Regions from separate parts of the Homo sapiens genome. Here all the other regions are linked to region 3. A link is a contact called in ENCODE Hi-C or POLR2A ChIA-PET data. All regions are on one chromosome and are shown on one strand. The core of a region is the stretch at or near the end of the contact, and the rest is flanking DNA. Distances in the headings are between cores, read along the strand shown. Region 1 overlaps KSR1 (kinase suppressor of ras 1). Region 2 overlaps KSR1 (kinase suppressor of ras 1). Region 3 has its middle 47 kb from the start of LINC03146.

Region 1 (4,256 bases), core at 1,419-3,918, 150 kb before region 3:
AGCGGCATCGCCCCCCTGGAGGGCAGCAGAGAAACAGGATGATGCAACAGAAGCCTCACCAGGTGGCCCTCACCCCTTGAGCCAGACTCCACTTCTAGGAATTTATCCTAAAGAAACAATTAAGTGTAAGCATAAGCCTATTCACGGAAGTGTAACTTAAAATAGCCAAACATGGGGAAGTAGGTAACTACATTCTGGTGTGTCAATCACAGAACACTATGAGGCAACTTTTTTTTTTTAAGTCCCTTTTAACAGTGTACTTAATCATATGAGGCAATGCCCATAATCTTCTAGAAAGTTAACAACTCAAGGTAAGAAAACTACATTTGCAGTATGATCTTCACATATCTTTTTTATTTTAATTTAAGGCATTAATTTTCTTTTTTCAACTTTGAGGTCAATTTCTATTTTTATAGCAAAATTAACATCTCAAAATGTAAACACTGGAAAGTTTTATTATTTACTTTTTTGTATTTTTAAAGAACGGGTGTCATTTTTATAATCATAAAATGTTATCCAAACTGAAAGAATAATAAATGGAGTTTTTTTATCCAATAGGTTTTTGGGGAACAGGTGGTGTAAGTTTTGTTTTGGGATTTTTGTGGTTTTTTTTTCCAGTAGAGACAGGGTCTCTCTTGTCACCCAGGGTGAAGTGCAGTGGCATGACCGTAGCTCACTGCAACCTCACACTCCCAGGCTCAAGCAATCCTCCCACCTCAGCCTCCTGAGTAGCTGGGGTTACAGGTGAACACCACTATACCCAGCTAACTTTTTTTATTTTAATTTTTGTAGAGGCAGAGTCTCACCATCTTGCCCAGGCTGGTCTCAAGCTCCTGGGCTCAAGAGATCCTCCTTTCTCAGCCTCCCAAAGCACTGGGATTACAGACGTGAGCCACTATGCCTGGCCCAGAAATGGAGTTTCAATAGGAAGAGAAGAGGACATCCTCAGCTTAAAAAAACAGCAGGAGCCAGAAGTGAAGAAGTACAGGTCTCTCCTGGGAAGGAGAAAGAACTGAACATCATGATTAGACAGAGCTGGGCTCACATACTGGATCCACTCTTTTCTAGCGGTGTGACCTTTAACAAATTACTGATCCATTCCTGAGCTTCAGTTTCTTCCAAAGACCAAATGTGTTAAAGACTAAACGTGTTAACTTGGCCAGGCACAGTGGTTCACACCCGTAATCCCAGCACTTTGGGAGGTTGAGGTGGGCAGATCACCTGAGGTCAGGAGTTTGAGACCAGCCTGGCCAACATGGTGACACCCTCTCTCTACTAAAAATACAAAAATTAGCCAGGCATGGTGGCACGCACCTGTAATCCCAGCTACTCAGGAGGCTAAGGAACAAGAATTGCTTGAACCCCAGTAGGCAGAGGTCGCAGTGAGCCGTGATGGCACCACTGCACTCCAGCCTCGGCAACAGAGTGAGACTTCATCTCAAAAATAATAAAAAACAAAATAAATGCATTAACTTACACAGAATACCTACTCGATACACTAATTAGGTCATAGCCTTTTCTACTGACCAATAAAACAAATTCCATCCTGGATGACCCACAAGAGGTAGGGATGTTCATTTATGAGACACATAATCAATGTAATAACAGCATTTGGGGAGAGCAAAGAATTACTACATTAAAGACATCGTACAAAGCCTCCCAATTTCAGAAATATTAAACTATGAAATATATCCTAAAATCAAGAAACTATGAAAATTTGTGTCTTCTAAAGATACTGCTGACCAGGATAAAACATTTGGTGAAAGCCCAAGATATTATTGTTTTTCTCATGATTCTTATACAGTCTGATTTGTGCCCCAAACAAGAAGTCAGGCCGGGCATGGCTCACGCCTGTAATCCCAGCACTTTGCGAGGCCAAGGTGGGTGGATCACTTGAGGTCAGGAGTTCAAGGCCAGCCTGGCCAACATGGTAAAACCCCATCTCTACTAAAATACAAAAATTAGCCAGGCTTGGTGGCTGGTGCCTGTAGTCCCAGCTACTCGGGAGGCTGAGGCAGGAGAATCGCCAGGAGGCGGAGGTTGCAGTGAGCCAAGATCACGCCATTGCACTCTAGCCTAGGTGACAGAGCAAGACTTTGTCTCAAAAAAGAAAAAAAAGGGGGGGGGGGGGGCGGGTGTGCCACTGCAGTGTCTCCTTTTGTTATCCAGGCTGGAGTGCAGTGGTGCAAACATGGCTCACTGTAGCCTTGACCTCTTGGGCTTAAGCAGTCCTCCTACCTCAACTTCCCAAGTAGCTGGGATTACAGGATAGCTGGCGGCCAGGGGAAATATAGTGGAAAATGCAAAACAATGAAATTATAAAACCTGCCAAATACTTCTCAGAACTAGAAAAGAGTACCCTGCTGATTTTAGTAGAAAAGTACAAATATGTGCTGGAATGTAAGAAAAGTGATGTGTGAACTATTGCCCTTAAGCAATCAATGTACCTGCAGGCGCTGACCCACGAATGCAACTCTCAGCCGAGCTGTCCCTGCCGGATTTCAAACAGCTGAAGAAGGGCTGGGAGAACATCAAGGCTTGGACTAAAACAATTATGGCCCATGAAAGGAGAGAGAAGGTGAAAGGGAGCGTCAGCCCCCTCCTGAGTAACCAAGTCCTAGGGAAGGAGATCACCAGCATGCTGCTGGAGCAGCTCTACTTCCTGCAGAGCACTCCTTCCACCCCTCCCCCCGGAGGAGGAGCCCAAATACCACGCCACGGCCCAAGAATCATTTGCTGTTTCAAATAGAGAACTGTGCGATGATGAGAAAGAGTTCATACGTTTTCCAACACGTGAGAGGACCTCTCAACCTGAACCCTCGTGTTCAGCTGTCAGAATAACAGCCAATAAAAACTACATGAGCAAAATCTCTCAGGAAGGTGCTTTAAAAAAGATGCACGAGGACTGAACATGATCAACAAATGTCCATCTTACAATTGCAACTGATACAAATGAATGAGGTGCATTGTGGCCAAAATCCAGCAGACAGAGCGAGAGTGTGAGATGGCAGAGGAGGAACACAGGATAAAAATGAAGTTCTCAATAAAGAGAAGATGTATTGGGAAAAAAAACTACAAACTTTTACCAAGGAATGGCCTGCTTCCTCATTTAACCGGCCCTTTCCCAATTCACCCTAAGACTTTGGGGGTGGCTCTCTTGTAATTAATTGTGTTGGCAAAGAATGTCTGGAACATGGACTTGCGGTCAGTAACCTGTAACAGAGCGACAACTAGGAAAATTTGAGTGGTAGTAGTCACTAACTTAAGAATTCCTTCAGGGAAACAGCTGCACCCTTTGTACCCCTTAAGTGGCAAAGAAGCTGTTACAGTCTTCTGAAAATTATCACCATGAGTGCTATAATTCTGAATGTAATGTCTCTTAATTAGAATTCATACAAGAACCATGAGAGAGAGAGAGAGAGAGAGAGAAAGAAAGAAAGAAAGAAAGAAAGAGAAAGAAAGAGAGAGAGAGAGAGAGAAAGAAAAGAAAAGAAAAGAAAAGAAAAGAAAAGAAAAGAAAAGAAAAGAAAAGTTAGTTGCAGTTACCGAACAGATCTGGATGCCATAGGGGCAAGGCCCCACCTTCCACGCAAACTGTTCCAAATTGGAAAGGGCTCTTTTCATTCTCCCTATAGCACACCTGTATTTCTCCAGTTTGATGTTTAGGGAGAAGATTTACACAAATGTCTGAAGGGCAAATCTTGCTAGACTACCCGGGGTGTCCTTGGCCCCAACTACCTCATCCTCTTTCAGATGAAGAAGGCACCAGGAACACCAAGGTCAGCTGCCTGAAGATTAAGCAGCTGCAACCTGGAAAAGCTTAAGGTTTAGAGAGAACCTCTGGAAACCTTTGGAACCTTTGGGAAAAAATGCAAACTCAGTGACCAAACTGTAAGGGGTGGAGAGCTGTATCCTCTCCTAAATGCCAGGCTTTGGGAAACTCAAGATAAGCCTTCAGAGGAGACCCAGAAGGCTCAGCTCATTCCAGTACTACATATAATCAGCATTTAATCCTTACCATGGTTCTTAGCCATGTGTCAGGCCCTGTTCCAAGCACATTACATGCGGTAACTCATTTATTCTCTCCAACGAAACTGATGCACAGAGGCAACTTGCCCAAAGCCAGAGCCAGAACCAACCCATGCAGTGCCTTTGTGCAAGGTGAAAGAGTGCATCCCATCCTCTGCACAGACACAGCACAGACCCACAAAAGGCATATTCCTGGCAATAGGGGCAGTCTGGATTTAAGGAACCCT
Region 2 (4,464 bases), core at 322-2,821, 220 kb before region 3:
AGGCCTACCACCAGGGCACTTGCCCTGCCCTCTTCCCATCCTCTATGGGCAGTCAGCTCTCAGAACAGGTGGAGGGAGACTCAAGTATCTCCAAAGGTACCCAGAGAGAGGGCGCCCTGCCCAGGTGGGCAGGACAGAAGGGGTCACAGCAAAGGGCAGTTAATGGAACCATGCAAAGGACTCACCTGGAAAGATAAACTGCTGTCTATGATGAATGAAGTAGGCAGCTTTAAACAGAAGAGGAGGTGAGTCACACACACAGAACGGCCAACGCAGGAGGGAGGAGCGGAATTGCAGGTACCGGCTTGGGAGGCAGGGACTTGTTACTGGGCTGGGACAGCCCTACCCCAGATGGACCTGGCAAGGACAGGCCAAACCATGCAGGAAGGAGGAAAAGAGCTGGGAGAAAATGGGCCCTGGCAGGAGTCTGCAGGACTAAAGGGGCTTGCACTGGAGGATTGGGCATTCCAAGACCCCGTCTCCGGTCACCAGCACTCTGTGAAATGCATGTGAGCCCAGAAGGGCAAAATACAATGGGAGAGAAACAGTGATTCTGAAAAGTTTAACAGTGTTATGTACGGAAGAATGGCCTCCTCCCCCTGAGCCCCACCTGTACCTCCAGAGTGTCTCAACCTTACCACTCCCTACCCACATTTTTTTCTCTCTCTCTCATAGGTGACTGAAAAGGATACACTGGGGTTCTGGAAGCTGACAGCATGTTCCAACCTCAATTCTGCCACATAACTAGGCTCTGGGACCTTAGGGAGTTGGCTAACCTCTCCAGCTGTCTCACTGTCAAATGGGGGTGTAAATACAGTCATGTGCCACAGAATGTTGTTTTGGTCAACAAGGGACCACATACATGACGGTGGCCCTAATTATAATGGAGTGGGAAAATTCCTCTTGCCTAGTGATGTGGTAGCTGTGGTAACAGGGCAGCACCATGCATTCCTCACGTGTCTGTGGTGACGCTGGCGGGAAATAATCCACGGAACTACAAGCTGTATAAAAGGATGGCACGCACGATTATGCACGGTAGCATCTTACTTGATAATGAGAATAAACAACTGTATTACTGGTTTATGTATTTACTATATTGTACTTTTAATCATTTTTAAAATTTTTTTTATTTATATATTTATTTTTTGAGACAGAGTCCTGCTCTGTTGTCCAGGCTGGAATGCAATGGCACAATCTCAGCTCACTGCAACCTCTGCTTCCTGGGTTCAAGCGATTCTCCTGCCTCAGCCTCCCAAATAGCTGGGATTACAGGCACCCAGCCCACCACCATGCCTGGCTAATTTTTGTATTTTTAGTAGAGACGGGGTTTCACTATGTTGGCCAGGCTGGTCTTGAACTCCTGATCTCAGGTGATCCGCCCACCTTGGCCTCCCAAAGTGCTGGGATTACAGGCGTGAGCCACCACATCCAGTCTTTTAATCATGATTTTAGAGTATACTTGTTCTACTTACCAAAAAAAAAAAAAAAAAAAAAAAGTTATCTGTAAACTAGCCTCAGGCAGGTCCTTCAGGAGGTATCCAGAAGGTGGCACTGTTATCACAGGAGATGCCAGCTCCATGTATGTCACTGCCCCGAAGACCTTCCGGTGGGACAAGATGTGGAGGTGGAAGACAGTGATATTGATGATCCTGAGGCTGCACAGGCCTAGGCTAGCGTGTGTGTCTTAGTTAACAAAAAAGTTTAAAAAGTAAAAGAAAAAATAAGGATTTTAAAAATAGAAAAAAGCTTATAAAAATTCAAAAAAAAAGTTTTTGTACAGCTATACAATATGTTTGTTTTGGGCTAAGTGTTATTACAAAAGAGTCCAAGTTAAAAAAAATGTTTAAAGATTATAATGTAAAAAAGTTGTAAGCTAAGGTTAATTTATTATTGAGGAGAATATTTTAAAATAAATTTAGTATAGCCTAAGTGTTTAGTGTTTATAAAGTCTACAATAGTGTACAGGAATTCTTCCAGAGCAGCTTCCAGTCCCCTACAAATAAAGAACAATTGACTGATTGACTGATTTAGAGACAGAGTCTTGCTCTGTCACCCAGGCTGGAGTGCAGTGGTGCAATCTCAGCTCACTGCAACCTCCACATCCTGGGTTCAAGCGATTCTCATGCCTCAGCCTCCTGAGTAGCTGGGACTACAGGTATGTGCCACCACACTTGGCTAATTTTGTATTTTTAGTAGAGATGGGGTTTCACCATGTTGGCCAGGCTGGTCTTGAACTCTTGGCCTCAAGTGATCCGCCTACCTCGGCCTCCCAAAATGCTGGAATTACAGGCATAAGCCACTGTGCCCAGCCCTATTTTTAATATTTTATGCTGTATATTTACTGTAGCTTTTCTGTGTTCAGATGTTTAGATACACAAATATTTAGCATTGTGCTACAATTGCCTACAATATTCAGTACAGTCACATGCTGCATAGGTTTGCAGTCTAGAAACAACAGGCTACACCACACAGCCGAGGCGTGTGGAGGACTATACCATCTGGGTTTACGTAAGTGCGCTCTATGATGCTCACGTAACAATGAAATCACGGAATCTCTCTCTCAGAACATTTCCCCGTTGTGAAGCAGCACGTGACTATAATCTTTTCCCAGGTTTACCCCTGAAGTTCAAGTGCAATGCCCCTGCACAGCACAGAGCAGGGGACGATAGGAGGCGTGCCTTCTCCAGCTGAACCACCGGGCCAGCCGGGCGGGCAGTGGGGGTTGGGGGGAGGGTTGACCCATTGGTGCTGCCACGACCAAAGAGACAGGATCTTGGAGAGAGTGAGGCCTCTGTGCAGGGGACGATGAAGGCCCAATCTGGGGACATCAGGGAAAGCAGCAAGGGTCTGGCTGATTGTGCAAAAAGAACTTTTTCTGTGACTGCCGTGTTCCAAACACACCCTTTGCTTTTACAAAAACCCAAACTGGGAGGTTTAGCAAAAGGCACAGTTTCAGAGCATAATAAAGACAGAGCAGAATGGGAGAGGAGGTTAATCAAATGGGCCATCACTCAATGCAGGGAGGGGAGGGGTGTGCTCAGGACAACGCGTGAATGTCAGGAGATATCCAGCCACGTGCGTGCTGAGGTGAAGGCAAAGAGAGAGATTCCTACAAGATCTCCGTCTCCACCGTCCCCAAAAGAAGTCCCAGGAGAAGCTCCCTGGCCTCCTGCTGGCTGGGTATGGCTCCAGCTGGGGATCTCCTGGCACAGGGAGAGCTGTGCCTGTCCTCATGGACCTGGAGCTCCAGAGGCCAGAGACAGGGGCCTGACCTGGACTCTATGGGCTGGAGACGGCCTGTGGCTGGGTCCAGAGCAAACAGGAGTGTCACAGTCACCTTCCTTCCTCTGGGACTGCGAACTGTAATAAACTGAAGGCTGAGACTGACTCTGAGGAGCTGCCAGGGAGGCCGAGGCAGCAGCTCAGTCCCAAAATGGGCAGGTGGGCTTCACTCTGCTGCTTGGAGAGGCAGACACCCCCAGGCCAGCAGCTGAGGGCAGGAGAGGCTGGAATCCTGACCTCTCCCCACAGACACCAGGCAGTGGGCTGGGGTGGAGCTGGAGGTCAGCTCTGGCTCAGGTCTACTCTGCTTTAAACTCCTGTGGGACTCAGTGTCTTCATCCACACAATGGGAACAACCTAATTCCAACTTTACATGGTCACCTATCTTATAAAGGGAACGAGAGGTCTCCTTGAAGGAGCTTACCCAGATCACGAGTGGGAAGCAGCAGGACCCCAGATTCCCTCCCTGAGGCCTTCTAGCTCCCTGTGTTGCTGGCCATGCCTCCTGGGAGCTCAGAAGCCAGTCCCGAGAAAGTGAGCACTGCCCAGGAGAGGCCACCCCATGAAGAGGAGGGCAGTGCGAGGATTATGTTATGTCAGACAGACTTGGGTTTGATCTCCATTCTGCCACTTACAGGCTGTACAACTCATGGCAAGCCCCTCCCTCTCTCTGAACCTCAGTATTCCCATCTGTAAAACAACAGCATCAACCTCAGAGCTATTGTGCTTGGGGCGCCGGACAAGTACTTCATAAACATCAGCTCTTAGCTGTGGCCATGTCTGACCTTGAATCTGCCGAACTTGGGTCTGCTGAGAAGGGGATCTGACTGTATCCCTTAGAACCCAGAAAAGCCTGGAGATGTGGTACCTGGGAAGTTGAACCTGCTGTCCCGCTGGCCAGGTGAGGGGTTGGGGGGCGTGGTGGCGCTGGATGGGTTGGATGATGTCGGGAAGGGCGCCGGTGAGGAGGGTGTGGAGGAGGTGGTGGAGGAAGGGTTGCTGCTGGAGTCCAGGTGATTCATGGCCGGAGGGTGCTCCTGCAGGACCAGAGATGTTGGGAATGGCAGGGCTGTCCTGGCCCCACCTGCCTCCCACCAGCCACACCCTCCCTTCCCCATCTGGAAAGGAAGCAGTCAGCCCAGGGAATCCTCAGGGTCTGACATTTTACACATCTAACATTTG
Region 3 (4,437 bases), core at 256-2,755:
TGCTTGGTTGCCCAAGCTGGTGTGCAGCGGTGCAATCTCGGCTAACTGCAGCCTCCAACTCCCAGGCTCCAGCAATCCTCCCATCTCAGCTTCCCGAGTAACTGGAACTACAGGTGCTGGCCACCACGCCTGGCTAATATTTTTATTTTCATTTTTGTAGGACAGGTTCTCCCCATGTTGCCCAGGCTGGTTGAACTACTGGGCTCTAGCAATCCTCCTGCCTGGGCCTCCCAAAGTGCTGGGACCATAGGCGCAGGCCACCACGCCTGGCTCTAAATTGCCTGATTTAGAGCTGGTCTCTGTCCAGGACAGCGGCAGTCCCAGCTTGAGCATGCATGGCGCAGAACCTTTGGCTCATCAGAAGGGGGGACGGGGGAGAGGCTGGCTAGAGGATCACAGGAGAGAATGTGTCTGAGGCCCAGGCCTGATGCAGGGACCTCCTGCCGGCTGGTGAGATACGGCCTCCAAGGCGCTTTGTGGCAACACCAGGGCATGGCCTAGGTGAAGGCCAACAGGCCCTCCCCACAGGGCTGGAACAGGAAGGGAGAGAAGTGGTGACCCAAGAGGCCCCCAAGAGGCTCAACCGGGGCGGGGGAGGGCCAGAAATCACCGAGGGGCGTGGTGAGCAGAGCAGGAGCCGCTGCCGCCACCAGGGGGCGAGGGCCTAGGGAATCCTGCTCGCTGCCCTCACAGCGTCCCCTTGCGGCTGGGCGGCTGCCAGTGCTGCTGGCCACCGCCGAGGGCTAGAAGTCCCCGTTCCCATGACACTCAGAAGATGAAGGGACTGTGCGGGTGCGTGTGTGTGCATGTAAATCGGGGAGAGGAACTGGATTTAATATTTACTCCCAATCCGCAGGTTTGATGTTCCCGGCTCTCCTTAGGGACCCCCACTGGCCTCGAGCTCTTCGCAGGAAGGGTGGTATCTAGCTTGTTCACTGTGGTCCCCCAGGGTTCAGCACGCAGCCTCGAATGCTCAGGAATGAATGGATGAATGGCTGAATAAATGATGAAAGAGGACAGCTTTCAGGGACAGCCTGCCAGGTGTGGGCAGAGAAACGAACCTGAGAAGTCCGCCATCCCCCTGGCTCCCCACGTCAGGGCAAGCAACAGCTTATGATGCTACAGGCTGCTCCGTGCAGGGTGAGGAGCATCCCCGCTCTGCTACCTACAAGCTGGGTGACCTCGGGCTCTTCATTTACCCTCTCTGAGCCTTGTGACACCATCTAAAAACAGAGACCATAAGACTGTCTAGAAGGAGGTTGTTTTTCTGTTTTTTTAATTAAACATGTGAGGCGGGTGAAAGGGCATCATGTGGTCACTGCTCACTACACGGACATTTCCTTGGCCAGGCGGGGTTGGGTGGGCAGAGGGTCCCCTCCCCCAGCACCCTGACCGGCGTCCTCTTTCTGTCGCAGCGCCCTGCCAGCTCTCCAAGCCCGTCGTGCTGTGCTGTCCGCTGCCTGCTGGCCCACGGCCAGACCAAAACCAGAGACGCCGGCTCCGGCCAGCAGCAGCCACTCCCCTCTTCCTCCTTTGCATTCCCCACGCCGCCCCCTGCTCCCAGCCTCTACTCCTTTCTTTCTTTCTTCAGTGGCTTCTCCGCCTCTCTTTGTGTTCCTTCTAGAAATCGTTCCAGCCTGCTGGAGAAAAATAAAACAGAAATCTCCTCCTCATCCACCTTCTGTGATGGCAGTACTCACAGCTCCTCCTCTTGGGCCCCCTGGCCTCTGAGAGCCACCCACACCCACCCTGCGCCCAGGCCCTGCACCCGAAGCTCCCCCGGTGAGGAACATGGGCATTCAACAGAAGAAAAATACCATTGATTTTGGAAGCAGAGCTCAGGGGAGCTGGGCTGCACTCCCAGCTCTGCACAGATCTCAGATGGGAGCTGAATCTCTCTGGGCTTGGGTTTCTTTCCCCGAAAAACATGGACCACTCTAGGCTCCTGTGCTACTCCATTTGACATGACAGCAGCCCCAGCTTAATAAGGCTGGCATCCCAAGAGGACCAGCCTCTCAAACAGTGTCCTGGGCTCAGGCCCCTGATGTACCCTCCTCTTGGAAAAATATCTGATGGAGCATCCCACTGTGAGTACTCCCCTACCTCAGAGTAGGAAAAACCCCTGAGGTCTCATTTATTGACTGCTTACTGGAGGTCAGTCACCGTTCTTTGAGCTTCATGTGAAATATCTCATTTAATCTTCACCACCATTTTTTGAGGTCAATACTATTGTTTCCCCCATTTTACAGATAAGGAAACTGGAACGACCTGTCCAAGATCACATATATATCAGAGGCAGGATTTGAACACAGGTATTTTTAACTTCAAAGCCGAGGCACTTTAATCATCATCCTTTCACAGGAGAGACAATGCACAAAAGGCAATAAATAAAACTTCTTCCTAAATCTGGATGGATTTTATGCAAAGAGAAAAGTCAGAGTAAGTAGTTCTGGGACTTTTGACAAATAAGAGATGGAAGACAGATCCACATAATAAAAAGTATGTGGGGTTGGGGGCGGAGGAGACTGGTGTTGCTTAGTCCTGGGTTGGAATACCCGTTCAATTTGCTAGCTGAGTGGCCACAGGTCAGTGACGTTACCTTTCTATGACTTGGGTTGGGGGATTTCTCTTCCACGAGAACTAAGATCCTACTGAATTGACCATCCCACAGATAGAAAGTGTTGACAAAATACAAAAACAAAACAAAACGAAAAAGCAAAACAAACCCAAAACCAACGCGAGGCACTGAAGAGTGAATAAAAGCAAGTAGGCCCTGGCTGGGAGTCAACACTTGGAAGAAGGGCATGACATATGGTGAGTTATCTGTTTTTCTGGCTTTGATCTTGAAGGTGCGCTGCAGTCAGCAGAGCACACTTGGGGAACCTGCGGTCTTTCTGGCCTAAAGAATCAGAGTACAAAGTTTAGAGCAACCACAGCCACTGGAAAGTGAAGTGGGGAGTGCCATAAAGGAAAGGCTCGGAAAGGGGGTGGCTCCAGATCCCATCTGTAAACTCTGCCCAAATCTCTCACTGCTCCCTGAACCACACATGCATGAAAAATACTTTAGCAGAGGAAAATAACTGAACTGAGGTTTGAGCTGCCACCGAAGAGCAGAGTTTGAAGTTAATTGCCTAATAAAAAGAAAGAAATCAACATGTTTCGGAGGACTAACAGAAACCAGAGCCTCTACAGCGTAACATGAACAATGTCCAGGATAGAATCCTGTTCCTGTATAAATATGTTCTCAAAACACAACAGAACTAAACTAGAAATCAGTAACAGCAAGATAGCTGGAAAATCCCAAAATGTTTGGAGATTAAACAACACACTTCTAAGTAACACACAGGTCAAAGAAGAAGTCTCAGGAGAAATTTTTAAATATTTTTAATATATGAAAATGAGGCTGGGCATGGTGCCTCACGCCTATAATCCCAGCAATTTGGGAGGCTGAGGAAGGTGAAGTGCTTGAGCCCAAGAGTTCGAGACCAGCCTGGGCAACAAAGTGAGACCTATCTCTACGAAAAAAATAGAAAAAATTAGCCAAGTATGGTGGTGAAAGCCTATAGTCCCAGCTACTCGGGAGGCTGAGCTGGGAGGATCACTTGAGCCCGGGAGTTTGAGGTTACTACAGTGAGCCATGATCGTGCCGATGTACTCCAGCCTGTGTGACAGAGCATGACACTGTTTCAAAAAAAAAGAAAATGAAAATGAAAATACAAATCTTCAAAATTTGTTGAATGCCGTGAAAGCAATGCTTAGAGGGAAATTTATATCATTAAATGCATATATTTTAAAAAAGAAAGATCTAAAATTAATAACCTAAGTTTTCCCCTTAAAAAACTAGAGAAAAGGGGCAATTTAATCTCAGAGCAAGCAGAGGAAAAGGAATAATAAAAATTAGAGCAGAAACCAACAAAACTGTAAACAGGAAATAAATAGAGAAAATAAAATCTAAATCTTGTTCTTTTAAAAGATCAATAAAAATGATGAACCAACATCCAGGCTAACTAAGAAAGACAGAAGACACAAATTACGAATACAGTAGTCCCCTCTTAATGGCAAGGGATATGTTCCAAAACCCCTGAAGTGTACCTAAAATAGGCGGTAGTATCAAACCCTGCATATACTATGTCTTTCCTGTATGTACCTACTTATGACAAAGTTTCATTTATAAATTAGGCACAGTAAGAATAATATAATAATAATAATAATAAAATAGAACTAATAATAAAATAGGACAATTATAACAATATACTGGAATAAAAAGTATGTGAATATGTTCTCTCTTTCTCTTTTCCTCTCAAAATATCTTATTGTACTGTGCCCATCCTTTTTCTTCTTGTGATGATGTAACATGATAAAATGCTTATACAACAAGATGAAGTGAAGTGAATGATGTAGGCATTGTAACTGCCCAGTGAGCTCACCTTACCTGCT

What was found. A loop is a pair of places that touch in the nucleus more often than their neighbours do. ChIA-PET counts read pairs that join two places held with the same protein, here RNA polymerase II (POLR2A). Pooled maps may share reads with other maps.
Region 1: a pooled map shows a loop between it and region 3 (2.3-fold over the local background). The contact joins two enhancer-like sites. A Hi-C loop is called at or near these places in 1 of 168 maps with a recorded cell type or tissue (Ramos) and 4 of 50 pooled maps. POLR2A ChIA-PET finds 5 or more read pairs at or near these places in 1 of 52 experiments (activated CD8-positive, alpha-beta memory T cell).
Region 2: a loop to region 3 is called in a map of B cell, with 30 times the contacts of the local background. The contact joins two enhancer-like sites. A Hi-C loop is called at or near these places in 28 of 168 maps with a recorded cell type or tissue (B cell, CD14-positive monocyte, CD8-positive, alpha-beta T cell and 20 more), 36 of 37 single-sample maps with no recorded cell type and 21 of 50 pooled maps. POLR2A ChIA-PET finds 5 or more read pairs at or near these places in 2 of 52 experiments (activated T-cell and activated naive CD4-positive, alpha-beta T cell).

The regions. Positions count from the first base shown.
Region 1 is chr17:27,525,268-27,529,523 of GRCh38, reverse strand. All of the region lies in intron 1 of KSR1 (kinase suppressor of ras 1), which reads right to left. It also overlaps the pseudogene MSANTD3P1. Among named protein-coding and RNA genes, the nearest start is that of KSR1, 71 kb to the right of the region's middle. Within about 2 kb of position 2,668, at least 6 of the 41 ENCODE cell types and tissues checked have a DNase peak (open chromatin) inside an H3K27ac peak, as active enhancers do.
Region 2 is chr17:27,597,123-27,601,586 of GRCh38, reverse strand. KSR1 (kinase suppressor of ras 1) reads right to left here. Exons shown (of 21, transcript NM_001394583.1): 10 at 4,151-4,319; 11 at 186-227. Among named protein-coding and RNA genes, the nearest start is that of LGALS9, 32 kb to the left of the region's middle. Within about 2 kb of position 1,571, at least 6 of the 41 ENCODE cell types and tissues checked have a DNase peak (open chromatin) inside an H3K27ac peak, as active enhancers do.
Region 3 is chr17:27,377,404-27,381,840 of GRCh38, reverse strand. No RefSeq gene overlaps it. Among named protein-coding and RNA genes, the nearest start is that of LINC03146, 47 kb to the right of the region's middle. Within about 2 kb of position 1,505, at least 14 of the 41 ENCODE cell types and tissues checked have a DNase peak (open chromatin) inside an H3K27ac peak, as active enhancers do.